Linked DNA regions of Homo sapiens: regions 2, 3 and 4 are each linked to region 1. The links are chromatin loops, found by intact Hi-C in ENCODE. Cell type or tissue: A673. All regions are shown on one strand. Region 1 overlaps POU1F1 (POU class 1 homeobox 1). Region 2 has its middle 56 kb from the start of CGGBP1. Region 3 has its middle 30 kb from the start of C3orf38. Region 4 has its middle 230 kb from the start of POU1F1.

The links. Hi-C counts contacts between places; a loop is a spot of excess contacts. Peaks named below come from ENCODE experiments on the same cell type or tissue, not always from the same donor. Only the 100,000 strongest peaks of a DNase experiment are listed, where the experiment ranks them.
Region 2: a loop joins it to region 1, with 9 times the contacts of the local background. A loop is called at or near these places in 18 of 110 quality-filtered maps.
Region 3: it touches region 1 in a loop (2.7-fold over the local background); 4 of 110 quality-filtered maps call a loop at or near these places.
Region 4: a loop joins it to region 1, with 6 times the contacts of the local background. A loop is called at or near these places in 11 of 110 quality-filtered maps.

What each region holds. Positions count from the first base shown.
Region 1 is chr3:87,259,211-87,261,710 of GRCh38, forward strand. It overlaps POU1F1 (POU class 1 homeobox 1), which reads right to left. Exons shown (of 6, transcript NM_000306.4): 5 at 2,063-2,123; 6 at 194-894. The coding sequence ends at 684. Among named protein-coding and RNA genes, the nearest start is that of POU1F1, 16 kb to the right of the region's middle. In A673, a CTCF peak has its summit at 1,160 (motif pointing right); a DNase peak (open chromatin) is centred at 1,171; H3K27ac peaks cover 904 bases.
Region 2 is chr3:88,001,801-88,004,300 of GRCh38, forward strand. No RefSeq gene overlaps it. Among named protein-coding and RNA genes, the nearest start is that of CGGBP1, 56 kb to the right of the region's middle. In A673, CTCF peaks have their summits at 1,545 (motif pointing left) and 1,748; DNase peaks (open chromatin) are centred at 1,541 and 2,421; H3K27ac peaks cover 1,854 bases.
Region 3 is chr3:88,179,165-88,181,664 of GRCh38, forward strand. No RefSeq gene overlaps it. Among named protein-coding and RNA genes, the nearest start is that of C3orf38, 30 kb to the left of the region's middle. In A673, a CTCF peak has its summit at 1,436 (motif pointing left); a DNase peak (open chromatin) is centred at 1,397.
Region 4 is chr3:87,502,967-87,505,466 of GRCh38, forward strand. No RefSeq gene overlaps it. Among named protein-coding and RNA genes, the nearest start is that of POU1F1, 230 kb to the left of the region's middle. In A673, a CTCF peak has its summit at 1,136 (motif pointing left); DNase peaks (open chromatin) are centred at 1,125 and 2,465; H3K27ac peaks cover 153 bases.

The DNA.
Region 1 (2,500 bases):
GAGGCTCAAGAATCCATAAAGCATTATTTTCTACAGCTACACATCAAAAAGCTAATATTTAGGAAGAATAAAAAGATCAAAAATTAATGTTTCTACACATCTCTTTTGAAACAGTTCTATCAGCTATGCCCTAAATTTTAGCTTCAAAGTATCAATTCTGATTGAGGTTTATTCCTAAAGGGAGTAATAAAACTATAAGACACCTCCAGCTCTTAAGTTCAAAACTTTTAGTTCAGACAAATTAGTAGAGTTGGTAGAAAGCAGAACATTGGTTAATTTTTGAATTGGATATTTCTGGTGATGTGCTTTACATATGTGTCATTACTGACTTACATGTTAAAAAGCTAATATACATGTTTGGAAAAGGAACTTATAAACCCATACTCATATGTCTGCGTGTGTGTGAGAAAGAGAGCGGGAGAGACAGAGAGATCATTTTATTACTGTTAATATATTTGGCTTAAAATAGATAATGTGGCTTCTGAGAATAATTATTTTAAGTAAATAACATCAATATAATTTAAATTGTTGGTTTCTTTTTTTTAAAAAAAAGTGGAAAAGTAAAGCTTCTGTAAAAGCTATTGATATAAAATGATTTTAAGTCAACCAAGTAATTTCTGTTTTTGTTGAGGAAGAGAAAGGAATGAAACGGGAGAAAAAGGCTATTATACAATAGAAAAATCTTATCTGCACTCAAGATGTTCCTTAGAAATAGAAAATAAACTCTGATTCAGACTTGTTTTCACCCGTTTTTCTCTCTGCCTCCGGTTGCAAAACCAAACTCTTACTACTTCTTTCTCCAGATTCAGTTCTTCAGCCATCCTCATGATCTCTTGAGAAGAAGGTTTATTCTGTTCTCCAAAGTGTCTCTCCAGAGCATCTTTAGCAGCAATGCTGGCGGGGGGTGGACATAGGGGGTGAAATTTTGTTGTTTTTAGTGAAGTTTTTGGCAGCTCAAAATTAAGGTAGGTTGAATTTCCTCAATATTAACATGAAAAGGAAACTTAAAAACTCTGAACACACTTGCAGGACACTTTAACAAGGACAAATGTATAATGTGTTAAATATGTAGATATTTTGTCTTATGTAAGGTAGAGTTACACGAGAGTCACGGAAAGCATTAAGTAGGGGACCCAGACTTTCTATGTTTTTCCCACTTTGTGCCACCAGAGGGCACTGAGTTCTTGAGAAGAAAATGAACATTTTCCTAGACATTTCTAAATATCTCCCCAAAATCATTTAGGGCTGTTTACGATAAAGGAAATCTCTAGTAAACAACTGACCAACCAAAACAAAACCTGTCTTTTAGTATTTGCTAAGCATGTCTCACAGAAACTACAAAAAGATCAATGAACAATCTTTCTGGGTTGAAATGCAAGAGGTCATGTTGAACTTGAAGAGACCGAAACACTGATTACTAGTGTCACATTTTTAAATACTATAGACACCATGGATACTACATTGTCAGAGCAATAAGTTATAGCTAAAAGGGGAGAAGATATGGCCAGTCTCTTAGAAATGATTGTTTTCTTTCTGTTTGTATTCAAAATTTTGGAGTAAAAGTGTTCTTGAATCAAACAATACATAATTTTCCATCAAATGTTGAAAATTATTAGCTCTCCATTTCTCAAAATTAAGTTATTACATTATTATTATTTTTTTTTTATTTATTTATTTATTTATTTATTTATTTATTTATTTATTTATTTATTTATTTTGAGACGGTGTCTCGCTCTGTCGCCCAAGCTGGAGTGCAGTGGCGCAAGCTCGGATCACTGCAACCTCCGCCTCCCAGGTTCAAGCCATTCTCCTGCCTCAGTCTCCTGAGTAGCTGGGATTATAGGCACCCACCACCATGCCCGGCTAAATTTTGTATTTTTAGTAGAAACAGAGTTTCACCATGTTGGCCAGACTGGTCTCGAGCTCCTGACCTCAGGCCCGCCTTGGCCTCCCAATTCACCTTACATTTATATGTTATGTTACACCTGCATTACACTCAAATGCTCATTCCATTTATAAAATACCAGTTTTGTCCTCTAGTAACTTTTAATATAAAGAATACCTTATAGTTGTTCTTCGTTTTCTTTTCCTTTCATTTGCTCCCACTTTTTCATTGTACAAAGCTATAATGTGGAAAAGAGAGATAATTACAAACACAAAGTAGACTTTTTATAAAAAACGATCTGATTTGGATTTCAAATTTTCTTCATAAAACAATGCAAAATAAAAATGCTAGACATTTTTGTCTTAAATTTTTGCAGTCTTTTTCTATTACAGACCTTAGAGAAAAATCTCAACGCAGAAATAAATATTAACCTTGCAAAGACACTTTCTACAAATAATATCCTCACTTTACTTTTGTTGGAATGCTTGCTGTAAATACTCTCAAACCTCACTCTTTATCAGGCTCTGACATTTGTATGAGTAGATAATTTTAGCTCATTAAGTTGCATATCTAGCAATTGCTTATATTATTTTCTTGGAAGACTGGTGTGTGCAA
Region 2 (2,500 bases), 740 kb after region 1:
TGTTCTATCTCTATCTCTCTTCTTCTATAATCCCAACTGGATAAATATTAGACCGTCTTATTCTTTCCTTCATGTATCTTTTGTATTTTCTATTTCTTTATAACTCTGGGTTTCAATTACAGACAATTTTGTGTAAAATCGTCTGTTGAGTTTTACATTTTCATTATATTTTTCATTTCTAGAACTGTTGGGTTTTACACATCTATTAACTCTTTACTCACCATTCTATATATTTGTTTGAAACATTTTAAACAAGCTTGTTTTTATTTTTTCAGTTTTACAGTTCCTACATATGAAGACTTTTGAGCCTTAATATTGTTTATACTTGCTCTCATTCACAGTGTCTTGTTTCCCTATATATTTATTGACTTTTTTCTTTTTACTTTGATCTTTCTTTTTTTTTTTTGACAAAGTCTCACTCTGTTGCCCAGGCTGGAGCGCAGTGGCACGATCTTGGCTCACTGCAACCTCCGCCTCCCTGGTTCAAGCGATTCTCATGCCTCAGCCTCCTGAGCAGCTAGGATTACAGGCATCCGCCACCATGCCCAGCTAATTTTTGTATTTTTAGTAGACACGGGGTTTTACCATGTTGGCCAGGCTGGTCTCAAGCTCCTGACCTCAGGTGATCCACCCACCTCGGCCTCCCGAAGTGCTGGGATTACAGGCGTGAGCCACTGCGCCTGGCCTCAATTTTCTCATTTTCATTTGAATTTATCTGTGGAAATTATTTGAGGCCTGAGATGAAAGTGGATTTCTTCATGGGAGGATTAGCATTTGCTTCTGTCAGGTGTTTGTGCACATTATCAGTCTGTATCAATTTAAACTATATCACTGGCTTCAGGTTTTTTGCTTGAGTGTGTGTGTTTCATAATACCAGGTGGTGTGAATTCTGGATACAAACTTGAATAGAAGCCAAATCGTGGTTGTGACTCTTCAGGAGAAATTCTTTCCACCTCTCATGAGAATAAAGGTTGAATAATCAAGTTTCAAGATAGGAAATTTTTTGTTCTGTTCCAGATTAATGTCAGAGTTTATTTCTAATGCATTCTTAAACTGGGAGTATAACACTTTGGGGTCCCAGTTTTGTTTAGAAGGAATCTCCTGATATAATCTTGAACTTGAGTGGGTCATAGGCTTTGTCTTCCATCCGTGAAACCTTAACAACTAATGCTTGAGACCTTCTGTGCTCAGCAAATACCACTAAAGCAAAAAACCAATGTCAGTGCTTTACTTATCTCTCATGGTTTCTGCCTTAAACTTATTTAAGTAAGCAGGTCGTAGCTGTCTAGAAAAAAAGCTCTAGAAGTACCAGAAGAATAAGGAGCTACCAAAAATAAATTTAACTACTTCTTACTCACTGTCGGCCCAGCATTTACTTTTTTTTAAAGTAGCCACAAAAAATCTTTCTTACATCAAAACAACCTTTCAGTGTTGATTTTAAGTAACGTAAACAAGCATTCATGTTTATTGCATAATCAATTACTACCACCAAACTTGAGGCCTAAGCATTTAAAGAACAGGGATTTGCACTACTATTTGCTGCCCTCTGCAGGTGAATCTAAAACTCACAGACAATATTGGAATTCTGGAAAAAACAAAAACTTCCGTATTCTAATGCAGATGTGCATTAGTGAACTTGAAACAAGACCGTTCATGAAATTGCATGAAATTGCAAAGTATTTCTATGTCCATTTCATATATGCCATATAACTGGGAAATTTTACATGTTGGATGATTCAGAAGTAGGTATTTCTCTTTTGAGAAGGTTAGCAGTAAAAAGAAGAGAAATATGTTTAAGATAGAAGTTATGTGTTGGTTTGATTTTCATCCTTAAATAATGGTGTAGTTGAACATATACGTCAAATTGTAAATCATTACTTGATTGGTATCGTATCATTTTTTCCTTTAAATTCCTTTTCATTAATTGACTACCCCTCATTCAAGGAAACTCTTCTGGAATAAGTGCAAATATCAGCCTTCAAGTTCAAAAGCCTTGTAAAAGATTGTATATCTCATTTAATTCCTCCAACTATTAAGTATCAAAGTGTAGGTATGGATAATAGAAACCCCCAGAATATATTAAGGACTGTAAAAGTGAACGGTTTCTGAGCCTACTTTACTTATGGGACCCTGAGCAACTGAAATGTTCTATTCCACAGAATATTTCCACATAATTTTCTTTTCTAGGTGAATATAGGTTCAATTTCTTAAATATAGCCACATAGGATATAGGGGCAGTGAAAGATCTGATGCAGCCCCAGTGAGCATCCTATGGCCTGGTTTGGCTTGGGAATTCTGAAAGATTCCAGAAACAATGTAAAAGTTGGAGAGACAGACAGAGAGAGAGCACGTGTGTGCACGCCCATTAGCTGTCCTGCAGAGGCCCTCTGGAGTGCCAGAAGTCACAACAGCAGATCACATCCTGGTTGTAATCACATCTTGATATTGATGTCAGCATGGAAAGAGAACTCATGAGTACCATATGCAATGAGTTATATTT
Region 3 (2,500 bases), 920 kb after region 1:
TGCAGTGGAAAAAAAAATAACATTGGTTGCCTCTGGAGAGTTGTTGGGGTAGGAATTTACTGTGAAGGTTATGAGAACTTTCTTACAGGAAGGTCACGTTCTATATCGTGATATGGGTTTGACTGTGTACAGATGTATGTATTTGTCAAAACTCAGTGAATATACACTTAAGAGTTGTACATTGTAGTATATGTACATTTCACATAAACACACACAAATATTGAACTCTAAAGTGCTTACATAAATAAAAGAGATTTAATGGATGGGGGATGGATTGATGGATGGATATGATAAAGCAAGTATACTAAACTGTTAATAGTAGGACCTTGTGGAAGATATACAGGTACTCATTTAAAATTCTTTCAATTTTGCTTTATGTTTGAAAATTTTTATAATGTTCAAAGAAAAATATCAAAAACAACAACAGAAATTAGTTTGTTCATGTTTCAGATAAAATGACATTTTACTGACAGAGACTGCCAGAATATTATTTTGGTTTGACATTACTAAGTAGTTTGTCTACTTATGCCAGAGTTGGAATGATTAATTAAAATACCCTTAACATACATAATAATGTGGTTTGAAACATTTATGAAACAATAATCTCAAAACTGAGGAATATGCTAATATTCACACTGAAAACTGAGGAATATGCTAATACTCACAACTTGACATGTAATTTGAATGTCTATATGTTTTAAAAATCTAGAATTTTGAGAAATTTGGATTTTTAATCCATATTAATCTGTATGAAGTTAACTCCCAACTATAACAAATTTAGCATATCAATAATTAACTTCTCAACATACATACAGTACAATAAATACTATAAATATATAACAGTCTTGAATAACTAAGCAATAGGTAACATTTTCAACACTAAGTAAACTTGAATAATAAAATGTTTTAGGGGCTGCATAGAGCTATGTATATGGATAAACAGATGCCTTTTATTCTAACACAAATTTGCTCTGAGGGATAGGCTTATTTTTATTGACAAGTTATCAATTTTCTCAGGATTTTAATAAAATCTTCATTTTTACAATATTTTTTCATTTTATTTACTTTTTATTTAAAACAAAATAGATTCCTAAGCAAATTAACACAAGATTTTTTTCCACTTTAGAGTACCTACTTTAAATTGTTTAATTTTAATTTTATTTAAATGTGTTCATTGGATCACATTTTACTAGAAACTAATTTGTTAAGGCCCAGATAACATGTGATAATACTGCAAAACTAATTTATTTTTCTTCATCCTCCCTTCTTACCCATTGATTTTTTTTTTCTTTTAAAATTAAGAAAGAATCAGAGTACTTTATCTGTCCTCTTCTTGTTCAAAACCCAAATGCTGCTGCGGATCATTTTGAAGGAAGGAAGCTTATAATAGCACCTTAAAGTAGAAAGTGGAAATTTGGTGACATCTTGTGGCCAAGGCTTTTCTCAGAGTGTTTCATGTCTATGTCTTAGAATTGGCTTTGTAGTAATGCAATTCCAACTGGTAAACTTACGCTTCTGAGGGTACTTGGAGACTTTCTGGAAAATTTGGCTGATCTAAAGAGTGTTAAGGCAATCAGTTTTCTGATCCTCAATGTCCTTTGCATTTTCCCCAACGAACTTGGTTTACGTGCTATACCATGTTTCCAGCCTTATTTCTTTTTTCTTTTCTCTTTTTTCTTTTCTTTTCTCTTCTCTTCTCTTCTCTCTTTCTTTTTTCTTTCTTTCTTTCTTTCCTTTCTTTTTTTTTCACAATTGCTGTTCTTCCATTTTACAAAATAAACACCTACTTCTCATCCCTTCTGAGTCTCACTATAGTGCATTGCCCTGTGGTATTAAAAACCTCTGGATGCTAGTCAAAGAGAATTTTCAATTATTAGTGTTTGTAAAGAGAAAGGAAATCACTATAATGATTGTTCAACAAAAGTTTTGTTAAGTCAAGTGGTTGCTAAACTATCTTTTAAATTATTTGATTCTAACAAAATTAAAGAAAAACTATGCTTTGGGAGGTCAAGGTGGGAGGATATCTCGAGCCCAGGAGTTCAGGACGAGCCTAGGTAACATAGCAAGATCCCATCTCTTAAAAAAAAAAAAAAAAAAAAAAAAGGAAAAAAAAGAAAAAAGAAAAAAATTAGCAAGGCCCGGAACACCTGACTGTAGTCCCAGGTACCTGGAGAGCTGAGGTGAGAGGATGACTTGAGCCTAGAGGCCAAGGCTGCAATGAGCTGTGATTATACCACTCTACTCCAGGATGAGCAACAGAAGCTGTGTCTCAAAACAAACAAACAAACAAATTGAAATAAGTTTTCATCTGATGCTCTGCTTACTAAAAGTAAATCTTGACAATAAATTACTATCTGATTATTTTCCTTTTGATCTAAAATTTGCATACATTAAAATGGACAAGTAAATTAGGAATGCATTTAAATTTGGATGATATTGTAATTTTGTCTCTACTTATAACCATAATTTGGGTATAAATCATGCTTACACCCAAAACCAA
Region 4 (2,500 bases), 240 kb after region 1:
AAATTTTTGCTCTGAACTTTGTGGTATCAAAAGATTATATATATACATATATATGTATATATATCACATTCTCTGTGTGTGTGTGTGTCTCTTACACATACATACACACACATAAAGCTTAAAATTCCGTATCAATAGCACATCCACTATTCCTAAAAAATTGTTCATTGTTTTTTTGCTTTTCAAATAGAGTCCAAACTTTCAGCCTTATAAACCAAAAAGAACAAATTAGCAAGCAAAACAATTATAATGACAAACATTTTCTATATATAAATGATGTATGATAGGCATTGTTCACAGAAAGGTACCTGGGAAACTACAAAGTAATTAATTTTGAGAGTTTGAGTTTTGTGTTATGAGTTCATCATGACTCCAAAAGGTGCTACTAATATTTATTTATTCATAATTCTAACTTTAAGCTGGGGTGTCAGACTTGGAAGCAAAGAGATTGAGTTTCTGGAAGAAATCCAGAAATTCTGGCTGTTCTCAGTTTACCTTGCGAGAAACTCAGACTAGCAGAGCAAGACAAGGGCATGTGCATAGGAGCAGTTTCAATTGTCTGAGTTGGCATGTTGATAAGTTTAGAATTCTGAATAAATATTATTAGAAAACCTTTGCTAGCTCTCTTCCTTGCAGTTGGACAGGACAAAGAAAAATCAAGGGCATAGTCATAGCTAAGTAGGAATACAAAGTTGTGAATGCATGGCTCGCACTTCCAACCTGTCTGCAACTATGCTCAACTTTTGAAGATTCCTGCCTAGTAGTCTATGATTCTAGCCTCCATATTCAATATGCAGTCCAGAATATAAATCATTAATTGAAGTTGTGTTATGGACTAAAGGAGAGTAATCCATTTACCAATGTATATAATATATAAAATACTTTGTGTATCTTCATGTGGTGATTCTAAAATATTTATTGCCTCCATCAGATTTACTTAAAAAATGCAGTTTGAAGGAATAAATGTTTACAGATGAAGGATGATTAAGCAGATAGACTAGTATCGTCATGTTTTGGTGATCTCAACTCTGGAATATCAACAAACCAACTCCTTGGTAATTGTTAGTTGCAAATGGGCCATCTTTGAAATCAGTCACTCTAACTATAAAGAGGTCTGCTTCCCCCTGCTGGAAGCATCCAATAGCTGCACTTAATCCAGCAATCTTTTTAATGACGTCACCATTGATAGGAACTGCTCGCTCACATTTATTAAGTGCTTACTCAATAAATGGGTTTGGTATAAAAAATGATAATAAAATGTCCCTTTTCTCTTGTGCATGACAAAATCTTTCTTATGACTCCCGGAGATGTGACTATAATTCTGTCTAGGCTTCTCCTTGACCACGCCATGTGTGCTAATACACAAGCCTAAGAAACAATACGGTTTGATGCTCTAAGACTTGAAAAGTGCTTTGTTGGCTTCTGGGCAATCGTCCCACATCTTTCCCTTCTTGCAAAACCCGCAATCACATGCAGAATCTCCAGGTTCTCAAAGAGGAGAAATCCTTATTTTCTTTTCTTTTTTTTTTTTATGTTTTTTTAAATTATTTTTTTTTATTATTATACTTTAAGTTTTAGGGTACATGTGCACAATGTGCAGGTTACTTACATATGTATACATGTGCCATGCTGGTGTGCTGCACCCACTAACTCGTCATCTAGCATTAGGTATATCTCCCAATGCTATCCCTCCCCCTTCCCCCACCCCACGACAGGCCCCAGAGTGTGATGTTCCCCTTCCTGTGTCCGTGTGTTCTCATTGTTCAATTCCCACCTGTGAGTGAGAATATGCGGTGTTTGGTTTTTTGTTCTTGCGATAGTTTACTGAGAATGATTTCCAATTTCATCCATGTCCCTACAAAGGACATGAACTCATCATTTTTTATGGCTGCATAGTATTCCATGGTGTATATGTGCCACATTTTCTTAATCCAGTCTATCATTGTTGGACATTTGGGTTGGTTCCAAAGTGCTGGGATTACAGGCATGAGCCCTTATTTTCTTTTTCTAAATGTCCTATCACTTTTCTTATCCATCATTCCTTTTGTATTTCTTTTCTGTCACAGAAATCTTCAGTGTCTGGCGGAGGCCTTTCTTCTTGAACCAATTACATGTTTGTTTACCATAACACATTTTATAAGAATAAAAATACCTGACTCCTTCCTTATATCTATGTGTGTATATTTTATGTATATATTAATTATTCCACATAACCGGAGTCAATGAAAGACAATTTTACAAAACAATTTTTTACAAAACCCTTAAATAAATTCATCAAATTTTACATATCTATGGTATGTCTTAATACTTTATGAACAAGTTTAGAATAATGTCATGATTTGAAACTGAAGTTAATAAACATAGTGACTGTGAATAGCTACTGAAGCTTCTGATTAAGTAACATATCATAATTATGGCTGGTCGCCATTTGGATGTTTTCCAATTGTCATCAGGAAATGAGGTGTATCCTCAGGAAGATAATTAAAAGAAAATTGTTATA